Linked DNA regions of Homo sapiens: region 1 is linked to region 2. The links are chromatin contacts, found by Hi-C or POLR2A ChIA-PET in ENCODE. All regions are on one chromosome and are shown on one strand. The core of a region is the stretch at or near the end of the contact, and the rest is flanking DNA. Distances in the headings are between cores, read along the strand shown.

Region 1 (5,093 bases), core at 588-3,087, 120 kb before region 2:
ATTATTTAAATATAGCCCACTTTTGATCCCTTGCAGACTTGTATTTGGGGGATAAAAGGAGAGATTGGTTCTATAGGATGCTCCTCAACCTGGCATGCTTCCCAATCCATTGTCAACTTACTGCTCACCAGTGCTCTCTGACATCTCCCAGGCCACCAGCCCCACTCCAGCCCCATGCCAAACTCATCTTAAGATAAATGCCTGTACAGTACTCTGCCGGCAATAGCTCCTCAGGTATGAATTTAACTCTGTTCGTCTGTACAGCTCAAACAAGGTGTTACTCTCTAGTAATGTCTGAAGGATCTTTGAAATAGTCCCCCTGTCCTTTTCTCTTGCCAGGTGCAAATTCTTCCTTCATCAGCAAAGACAATTTGCTCTGGGACACGGCTCCAAATTGCCTGCATGCTCATTTATGCTGTGGGAGAACAGCATAAATGCTCCTTTTTCACTGTTCTACTACTTACTGCTGTTGCCAAAGACACCAGAAGCCAAGTCAGTTTCTACACTACACAAAGAATTAGAAAAATAACAACAATACAAACACACAGTGGTTTGGTCCTTAACCGTATTCTGAGTACATATGATTTTAATACAATGTGAATTCTAAAATGTGGCCTGGACAGATAGTTTTATTCCTCTTTTACAGATAACAGAGAGCGCAAACAACTTGTTCAAGGTCATTGGACTGAAAGTGACAGAGCCAGGACTCTGTCCCACATGCAAAGACTCCACGCATCATGCCTATGATACTCAGAGAAGAAGGCTATCATTATAAAGACCTATACTTGATGCTAGAAATTCAAGACGAGCCTGGGCAACATAGCAAGGCTCTCATCTCCACAAAAAAGAAAAAAAATTAAAAATAGGCATAGTGAAGCACACTGGTGGTAGTCTTAGCTACTCAGGAGACTAAGGTGGGAGGATCCCCGAGCCAAGGAGTTTGAGGCTGCAGTGAGCTATGCAAATACCACTGCACTCCAACCTGTGCAACAGAGAAAGACCCCGTCTCTAAGAAAAAAAAAAAAATCCAAATCCCAAAAAAACCTAACCAATAATAAAAATCATTTCAGTTTACAACCTTGGTGGATTTTTCTTTCCTTCATATTCTTTTTGGGATATATGATGCTTGTCTTTAATACATACATATTATGTTTGAAGAAAAACTATTTAATATTTATCCCATTTGGATAAACAGTCCAAAATGTTTCCAAAAATAACAATTCATTCTTATTAAAAGCTCTGTGTGGAGTGAACAGCGGTGGCACTTATGTAAACCATTCCTCATTTCGTACTTGGAAATGAAAAGATAGAAGCAGCACAAACTGTCAGATAGAAAATGTTTTTCCAAAATAAGCCCTTCTGAAATGGCTTTTGGAGTAAAATGTCTGAGTACCCCCCACACTTCACATTCTCGGCAGATAAGTCACAAAACTCCCAAGGGGGAAAAAAAAATGTTTTCTTCTCAGTTCCTTCCCCGGGAGAGATTTTAAATGTTGATCGCATTCTCATTAGAGAAATAGCGTTCATTTGAGAAGAAGAGTTTTCTCATCCTGTTCAAAACGATTCGTGCACAACACAAGAGACTGGAGCAACACAATCATCAGATAAAACCATTTTGGTGGTGTCCCTAGCGCCCTGAAGGAAGAAACAAGGGAAAGACAAGATGACAGGACCCTCACGCGGCCGATCACAGAGGGCTGTGCCACAGAGCAGTTGTGCCCTCTGCATCCGGCACAGAGACAGCCAAAGAACGCTTGCTTTCTTTTTTAACTGAAAAGTTAAAAGTTTTTTAACTGAAAAGTTAAAAACAACGAAATTATGCCGGTGACAGTTCCGATGCTAGCCTCCAGGGGTCGCTGTTAAATTTCGTAGCTACTTCAACCAGCAAGTCTCCAAAGAGCCAAGTCAAAAACATTTTTCTCCAGCCAGAGCTTTCATAACCCTTTCCAAATACAGACAACATCTAATGACAGAATATTTTAGGATCTTAATGTTCCTTGACAGGTCTATTATTACTTTCTGAAACAACCTTGAATATCATGGCTTTTTGCAGTTTTCTTTAATTTCAAGGAGCAAAAAGTGATTTTTTTAATACCTCACAATTAAGAAAGTAACATAACCTGCATGACTTATGAGGCTTCCATTAATAATACTTATTGCTTCTTCCCCTAAAATCCTCTACTTCCCATTTCTATACGATTTATAAACACACAGAAAAGGAAGGATAAATTTGAACATGGACAGAAAGGAGGCCCAGAAAACAACTCAATAGGATTATACCCTCTTCATATATGCATGTATACACATATATAATCTATATAAACAGAATCATATATTTAATCATAAATAGAATCATATAATTTTGCATGTATGTATAAATAGAATATATATAATTTATATAAATATATAGAATATTTGTGGACATAAAAATAGAATTATATATCATATAGTCAGTATCCTCACATATGTATGTGGTCAGGCTGTTAAAAATCTCACAATTATTAACAGATATTAATATATTATTTTTAAATTAACAGCGAGTATACAAAAGTAGCAAGATAATTTAATCTCAGTATCACTAATTACCAAGGACACTTAAGCAACCAAAAACTGAGCAGTCATTTTAAACATAAGTGTATTTACATTTATTTCTGGTCCATAACAACTTTTTCCCAACTGTATTCCCTTGTCAAAGAAGTTTTGAAATGCTACAAACCATTCCTCACTTTTGGAAAGGTAAAATGCACAGAGAGAAATCTGTTAAACTTTGTTTATTCAACCTAGCATTTCTCAAACTTATTTGAGCACCAAACATATTCTTCATTGACTACCTTTTAATTTCTCATGCAATGTATTATAATAAACTATAAAAACAGCATTATAAATACAGTTTGGAAAATACTGGCCTAGGGTATTCTTGCTAAGAATATTTAAGAATTTGTGAATACTGTATATAAATATTTATTTTGTTCTTGATTCTCAAAGTTTCTTTTGGGAAATTATTTTATTATCCAGAGAATCTATGTCAGTATATATTGTAATCTAAATTTGTCCGTTTCTTCTCCATGTATCATGCTGTAATGCTATAAAAATTCACACTTGTGTACTAAGCTTTATCAATTCCACATAATGGTAATATTTTATATTCCTCCAAAATAAGCTGGAAGTATACTGCAGGTATTTTGTAACACATTTTTTCTATCACTACTGTGACACAGGTGGAAATTAATTGTTCCATTTCACAGATGTAGAAAAAGCATCTTAGAGAGTGAGTCACAAGCAAAGTTGGAAATAAAACTCATTTATTGAGCCTTCAGAATGTAATTTTTCATCCAGGTGGCAATGTTCCTCTACGAATTAAAAGCATGATTCTCTCTGTGTGTGGCCATCTTCTTGGGAAAAAGTAAAATAAAATAAAGAACAAGTGAAAAGCACTCTTGATGGAATCTTCTCCACAATAGAAATGTTTGATCCAGGATCTTTCCCACAGGATTCTGATAAGAAGCTAAGGGAGCACCGCCGAGAGCCGGGGAGAGAGCACGTGGTGATATAATTCTAATGGTGAGCCAAAGAGCATAGTATCATTCATCAGTGTCCAACTATCCACTTCCTTTCAAAGAATTACAACTGGAGTTTGCATAGTCATTTGCCCTAGGCCACAAAATGAAATACACAGCAGCCAAATAAGTTGAAATAATTTCAAATCTCTTAAAATAATTTAATCTTCTGCATTCATTGAGTATACTTTAAAAAGTTAATGATTATTAAATCATAGTTATTGTTGCTGTTCTCACTTTCAAATGGTTTGGAGGCTGTCTTTTCAGGAAAAGCTTCCTAATCACTTTCCCAGTTCCTTACATCCTCCTGCATACACACAAACACACACACACACACAGACACACACACAGACACACACACACAGTTATTTTTCAGTCCCTGCCAGGACATTGTCATTCCTTTCAAAAAAAAAAAAAAAATCAGCCTGGCATGGTGGCTCATGCCTGTAATCCCAGCACTTTGGGAGGCCGAGGTGGGTGGATCACCTGAGGTCAGGAGTTCAAGACCAGCCTGGTCAACATGGTGAAACCCCGTCTCTACTAAAAATACAAAAATTAGCCGGGTGTGGTGGTACACACCTGTAATCCCAGCTATTCGGAAGGCTGAGGCAGGAGAATTGCTCCAACCCAGGAGGCAGAGGTTGCGGTGAGCCAAGATCGCGCCACTGCACTCCAGCCTGGGCGACAGAGCAAGACTTTGTCTCAAAAAAAAAAAAAAAAAAAAAAACGCAAAACTACTGGATTTTTTTTTCTTTCATAACATTTTTACTTTTAACATTTAACCTTGCCTCCTGGCGCATTTTGCTCAGCAGAAATGTTTCTTTGGGCAAAGTCATTTGTGTCTCCTTTTTCAACATAATGACAGCAAAGCATGCTATCCCCAAAGTTTCCATTTCCACATTTAGAACGAATTAGCCCTCGGCTGTAAGATTAGGCTAATACTTGGCCAATTCTGTTACTACTCAAAGAGAATTTAAGGATCCATAGACTAATGTTCAAGCTGGAGTAGTGTTCAGTTCTTCTATCAACGGTGCTCACCTGCCTTTACGATGCCTCTTAGGAACTGAAGTCTAGTCCCAGAATCTGAGCACAGGGCTGGGCTCTTCCACTCTTGCCTGCTCAGCCCTCCCAGTTGCCACTCCCTGTCTTCAAGCTTTCCGGCATATTTCCATCATCTGTCACCCACTGCTGTGTCCCTGTGCTTTGCCAGATCATCCAGATCATTTCACTTTGCCAGCTTCCAGGCATGCTCCTCAGAGACCCAGCCGCCCTGAATGCCATATCTGCTTTCCAGATCTTTCCTTGGCCACCTTTACAGTCCATCAAAGTACTACTAATTCCAAGCACTTGAGTATCAGCATCCAAAAATGTTCACCTGTTCCAGAAACACTGAGAATCTGGAAGAACAAGAGACTGGAAGTTTCACTAGCAGGACAGTAGACACCCCCAGCACCACGTATAGAAAAGATGATGCACACATACAGAAAGAAAGACTGAGTCCCTGTCACCTCAGACAGACACCTCCCACACCAACCT
Region 2 (5,393 bases), core at 386-2,885:
CAACCTCTGAACACCAGTGTCTCTGGGTTTGAATCTGTTACTTTCTGTAGAACATGGACAAGTTATTTAACTTTTCTGAGTCATGGGCTCATCATGTAAAACGGAAATTTAAAGTACTGATGTCAAGAAGCCATTCAGAGGATTACACTATAAAATGTATGCAAACTATTACAGTGCCTGGCACTTAGGAGGGGCTCAGTAAATGGCAAACAAGAACTTACACAAACACACACATACACACTCGCATTTTCAAAAAAAAAACTGAAAAGGGATTTTTAAAGAGGAAGAATAAGAGTCTGGATAATAGTGTCACTGAAGCCAATTGAAGAGAGAGTTAAAAGATGAAGATATGGCTAGGCACAGTGGCCCACACCTGCAAGCCTAGCACTTTGCGAGGCTGAGGCAGGAGAATTGCTTGAGCCCAGGAGGTTGAGACTATGAACCCTGAACTCCTGGGCTCAAGAGATCCTCCTGATTCAGATTCCTGAGTATGTGGGACTACAGGCATGCACTGCCACAGCTGGCTAATTTTTCTTTTTTTTTTCTTTTTTTTTTTGTAGATGTGGGGTCTCCCTATCTTGCCCAGTTCATCTCAGGCTGCTGGGCTCAATGGATCCTCCTGCCTCAGCCTCCCAAAGTACTGGGATTATAGGCATGAGCCACCACACCTAGCCTATAGTTTTTAATCCACAAGTTTCTCATAAAGAAAATAAAATGACCATAAATGTAAAGGAACTGAGCTCTTGCAAGGAGTTTTTGAAGCTACTTCTTTGGAGGGTACATTTTTAGTCTGAAACTTTTCTGGAAAAAAAAAAGTAGGAGTTAAACAAAGGGAGTGGGTATCTGTAGTCCAAAGCCAGAGGCACTGTTATCTCTTTCCTTGAGGGTTCAGGGACTAACACAATGACAGAAAAACTCCCTCCCACTTCCGCTCTATTATCATTTTATATCATTTGTTTTGTGACAGAGCCTGTGTTGCAGACACCTTCTATGCCCATGGATAGGAAATTAACAATCCAAGGCCATTTTCAGAATTTTTTGTTCCAGTAACCCTTCTGAATCATACACCTGGCTCTCCAGTATTACCAATCAGCCATTTTAAAAATTATTTAGAGACAAAAGAGGCTGTCGTGGCTCATTGTAGAGTGACCCTGACTTCATCGCCACTCAACAAGTGCTGGAACATAAACAGCACACACATCAGATCAGTTTTATAACTATTCTGGGAAACACATGAGATAGGCCTGAATATGAAAATGAAGTCATTTTCAAGGTCACTGTTTCAATAAAGGAAAACCTAATTGAAGCAAGCTGATTGTAAGTAAGTTCTGACTAATAGCATGGGCCTTCTCTCTCCAACAGGCTGCATATGCCATAAATTATTCACATATGTGGATGAGTTATTCTGATTTTCATGATGAGATCCTGGCTACTGTGCCATGTTCAGCTCATCCTCAATTTATTCTAACAAAAGAGCTCTCTTACCCTGGTTAGGGCACCCTGTCCCCTGGAGAGATTGTTCTCTAATGTAAATAGAAGCCCATCTAGCAAGCTGCCTGGGTTCTCACGTCCCGCTGAGCCCGCTAACGGCACTGCCAGTTTTGACCACCAGGTGGCGCCCGCAGAGCTCCACAGACGCTGCACAGCTGTGAACTCAACTCCAGCCCTCAGGGAAGGCAGCTCGCAAAGACCTAGGGCAGCCCGCCGATTTCCCAAAAAGAGCACTGAGAACCCAGCAAGGTGAGGGCCTAGCCCAAACTACACTGCTAGTTTGGAGGAGACAGAACTATGCCTCCTGATATGGTTTGGCTGTGTCCTCACCCAAATCTCATCTTGAATTGTAGCTCCCAGAATTCCCACGTGTTGCTGGAGGGACCCGGTGGGAGATAATTGAATCATGGGGTCAGTTTCCCCCATACTGTTCTCGTGGTAGTGAATAAGTCTCACGAGATCTGATGGCTTTAGAAGAGGGTTCCCCCTTCCCTTGACTCTGTCTCTCTGGCCTGCCCGCCATGTAAGACGTGCCTTTCATTGTGAGGCCTCCCCAACCACGTGAAACTGTGAGTCCATTAAACCTCTTTTTCTTTATAAATTACCCAGTCTCAGGTATGTCTTTATCAGCAGCGTGAAAACGGACTGATACACCTCCTCACTGTCAAACCCAAGTTCATCCAGCCAAACCAAAGTGGTTTTCAAACCAGAAGCAAAAAACAAGCAACACCACTTTTTTTAGTCAAATTTTATTGATAAAATATACTTTTGTCACTGCCCCCATCCACCCCACCCACGCCCCCACGTCTCAACAAATGAAAATGGAGTCGCCCTGATTGAAAGAATCATTCCTGAGGCATCGCTGAAGAACCATCAGGTTCCTCAGAAGAGTTTGAAAATGATTGATGAGGCTAGGTGCAGCGGCTCACACCTGTAATCCCAGCACTTTGGGAGGCCCAAGGCGGGTGGACTGCTTGAGGCCAGGAGTTTGAGACCAGCCTGGCCAACATGGCCAGTAGAGAAACCCCATCTCTACTAAAAATACAAAAATTAGCTGGGTGCCTGTAATCCCAGCTACTGGGGAGGCTAAGGCAGGAGAATTACTTGAACCTGGGAGGCAGAGGTTGCAGTGAGCCAAGGTCCCACCACTGCACTCCAGCCTGGGCAACAGAGGGAGATTCTGTATCAAAAAAAAATAAAAAATAAAAATAAGAAAGAAGAAGAAAATGATTGATGGAGTGGAATAAACTCTGAGCCGGGAGCCCTCAAACATGCTTGTCGTATTGATATTCTCTCTGTGGTCATAATTCTCTTCCCTGTTGCATTTCCACCTCCTCCACAGCCTCTAAATCTCCCCTGGACTCTGCCAGGGCTCAGACACCTGATGTCCCCCTGACCTCTGAGTTTACGAACCCCAACCTGGATCACAGTTGAACCATGTGGCCACAGTCATGGGAGCACTGGAGATTCTCCAGCCCCTGGCCCTTCTGCCCCACCTCCCTGGCTAATGCCTTACCTTGGCTTCTTCCTGCTGCTGAGTTCTGCCAAAAAAAATAAAATAGTCACTAGTTGGTTCTGTTACAAAATTAATGGTTTCCAGCTTTAGCTGGGCCACTGACACTATGAACACCGCTTTGCAGCTCTAGTGGGTTTCTTTTTCCATGCCTCACAGAGATGACCTGGCCATCCAACCCATTCCTTGCTTCTATCACTGTTAACACAAAACTGAGTCCTCACTGCATGCCAGATATTATTCCAAAAACATCATAGGTACTAACTCCTTTAACCTTCGCAACAGTCCTACAGGGCAGAAAAAAATCCCCATTTTACAAATGAGAATCAGAAGAACAGAGATCAAAGGACTGAGAATGTGAGCCTAGGTCATCTGGCTGTAAAACCTATGTTCTTGGTCACCAGTGCCATGTGGCCTCTGGTGACTGTGCCTGAAGTGCCACTTAGAAAATAGAAGCTCTCTAGTTCTAGATCCCTGAGGAATCGCCACACTGACTTCCACAATGGTTGAACTAGTTTACAGTCCCACCAACAGTGTAAAAGTGTTCCAGCCATCCCATTACTGGGTATATACCCAAAGGACTATAAATCATGCTGTTATAAAGACACATGCACACGTATGTTTATTGCGGCACTATTCACAATAGCAAAGACTTGGAACCAACCCAAATGTCCAACAATGATAGACTGGATTAAGAAAATGTGGCACTGGCCGGGCGCGGTGGCTCACGCCTGTAATCCCAGCACTTTGGGAGGCCGAGGCGGGTGGATCATGAGGTCAGGAGATCGAGACCATCCTGGCTAACAAGGTGAAACCCCGTCTCTACTAAAAATACAAAAAATTAGCCGGGCGCGGTGGCGGGCGCCTGTAGTCCCAGCTACTCGGGAGGCTGAGGCAGGAGAATGGCGTGAACCCGGGAAGCGGAGCTTGCAGTGAGCCGAGATTGCGCCACTGCAGTCCGCAGTCCGGCCTGGGCGACAGAGCGAGACTCCGTCTCAAAAAAAAAAAAAAGAAAATGTGGCACATATACACCGTGGAATACTATGCAGCCATAAAAAATGATGAGTTCATGTCCTTTGTAGGGACGTGGATGAAATTGGAAACCATCATTCTCAGTAAACTATCGCAAGAACAAAAAACCAAACACCGCATATTCTCACTCATAGGTGGGAATTGAATAATGAGATCACATGGACACAGGAAGGGGAATATCACACTCTGGGGACTGTGGTGGGGTCGGGGGAGGGGGGAGGGATAGCATTGGGAGATATACCTAATGCTAGATGACACGTTAGTGGGTGCAGCGCACCAGCATGGCACATGTATACATATGTAACTAACCTGCACAATGTGCACATGTACCCTAAAACTTAGAGTACAATAAAAAAAAAAAAGAAAATAGAAGCTCTCTTGGCCCGGCTCAGTGGCTCACGCCTGTAATCCCAGCATTTTGGGAGGCCGAGGCAGGTGAATAACCCGAGGTCAGGAGTTGGCCAGCGCAGCCAATATGGTGAAACCCCATCTCCACTAAAAATACAAAAAATAGCTGAGCACGGTGACACCCACCTGTAATCCCAGCTACTTGGGAGGCTGAGGCAGGAGAATCGCTTGAACCTGGGAGGCGGATGTTGCAGAGAGTGGAGACCACACCATTGCACTCCAACCTGGGCGACAAGAGCAAAACTTCGTCTCAAAAAAAAAAAAGAAAGAAAATGAAAATAGAAGCTCTCAGGCATCAAGTCCCTCTATTTCCATCCCTTCTACCTAATTATTTAACCGTATCTCCATCCATCCTTTAAACCTTCCCATTCTACCTGTAATTTTGCTTCCAATTTCTCCAGAGTTCAGAGAACTTTCTCACCAATGATTCTTCCCTCATTCTTCTACTAAAACTGCTCCTATTAAAGGTTCTGATGAAACCTTGTTTGCCAGACCCAGTGGCTGTCCCTAGTCCTCGTCCTTTCAAACCTCAGAGGTGCTTTGTCACTGCTATATCCCTCTGCCGCAGCCTTTCCTCTTGCAGCTCATGTCATGCTATTCCCCTCCCATCTTCTACTTCTACAACAGGCATTCTCACTTGCTCTTTCTAAATGCAGGTGTTTGACGCCTTCCTCATACCATGTAGGTCAGAATCGCTAGCTGCATAGCCCAGGCATTAGCAGGTTTTCAAAGCTCCAAAAGTGAATTTTTTTTTTTTTTTGAGACAGAGTCTTGCTCTATCACCCAGGCTGGAGTGCAGTGCCACAATCTTGGCTCACTGCAACCTCTGCTTCAAGTGATTCTCCTGCCCCAGCCTCTCGAGTAGCTGGGATTACAGGTGTGTGCCATGATGCCTGGTTAATTTTTGTATTTTTAGCAGAGACAGGTTTCACCATATTGGCCAGGCTGA

Evidence for each region. Hi-C counts contacts between places; a loop is a spot of excess contacts on that map. ChIA-PET counts read pairs that join two places held with the same protein, here RNA polymerase II (POLR2A). Pooled maps may share reads with other maps.
Region 1: a pooled map shows a loop between it and region 2 (6-fold over the local background). The contact joins two enhancer-like sites. A Hi-C loop is called at or near these places in 6 of 50 pooled maps. POLR2A ChIA-PET finds 5 or more read pairs at or near these places in 2 of 52 experiments (OCI-LY7 and activated CD4-positive, alpha-beta T cell).

The regions. Positions count from the first base shown.
Region 1 is chr18:958,509-963,601 of GRCh38, reverse strand. The region is part of intron 1 of LOC107985165 (a long non-coding RNA gene); the gene reads right to left. Among named protein-coding and RNA genes, the nearest start is that of LINC01904, 33 kb to the right of the region's middle. Within about 2 kb of position 1,837, at least 3 of the 41 ENCODE cell types and tissues checked have a DNase peak (open chromatin) inside an H3K27ac peak, as active enhancers do.
Region 2 is chr18:835,738-841,130 of GRCh38, reverse strand. No RefSeq gene overlaps it. Among named protein-coding and RNA genes, the nearest start is that of YES1, 26 kb to the right of the region's middle. Within about 2 kb of position 1,635, at least 2 of the 41 ENCODE cell types and tissues checked have a DNase peak (open chromatin) inside an H3K27ac peak, as active enhancers do.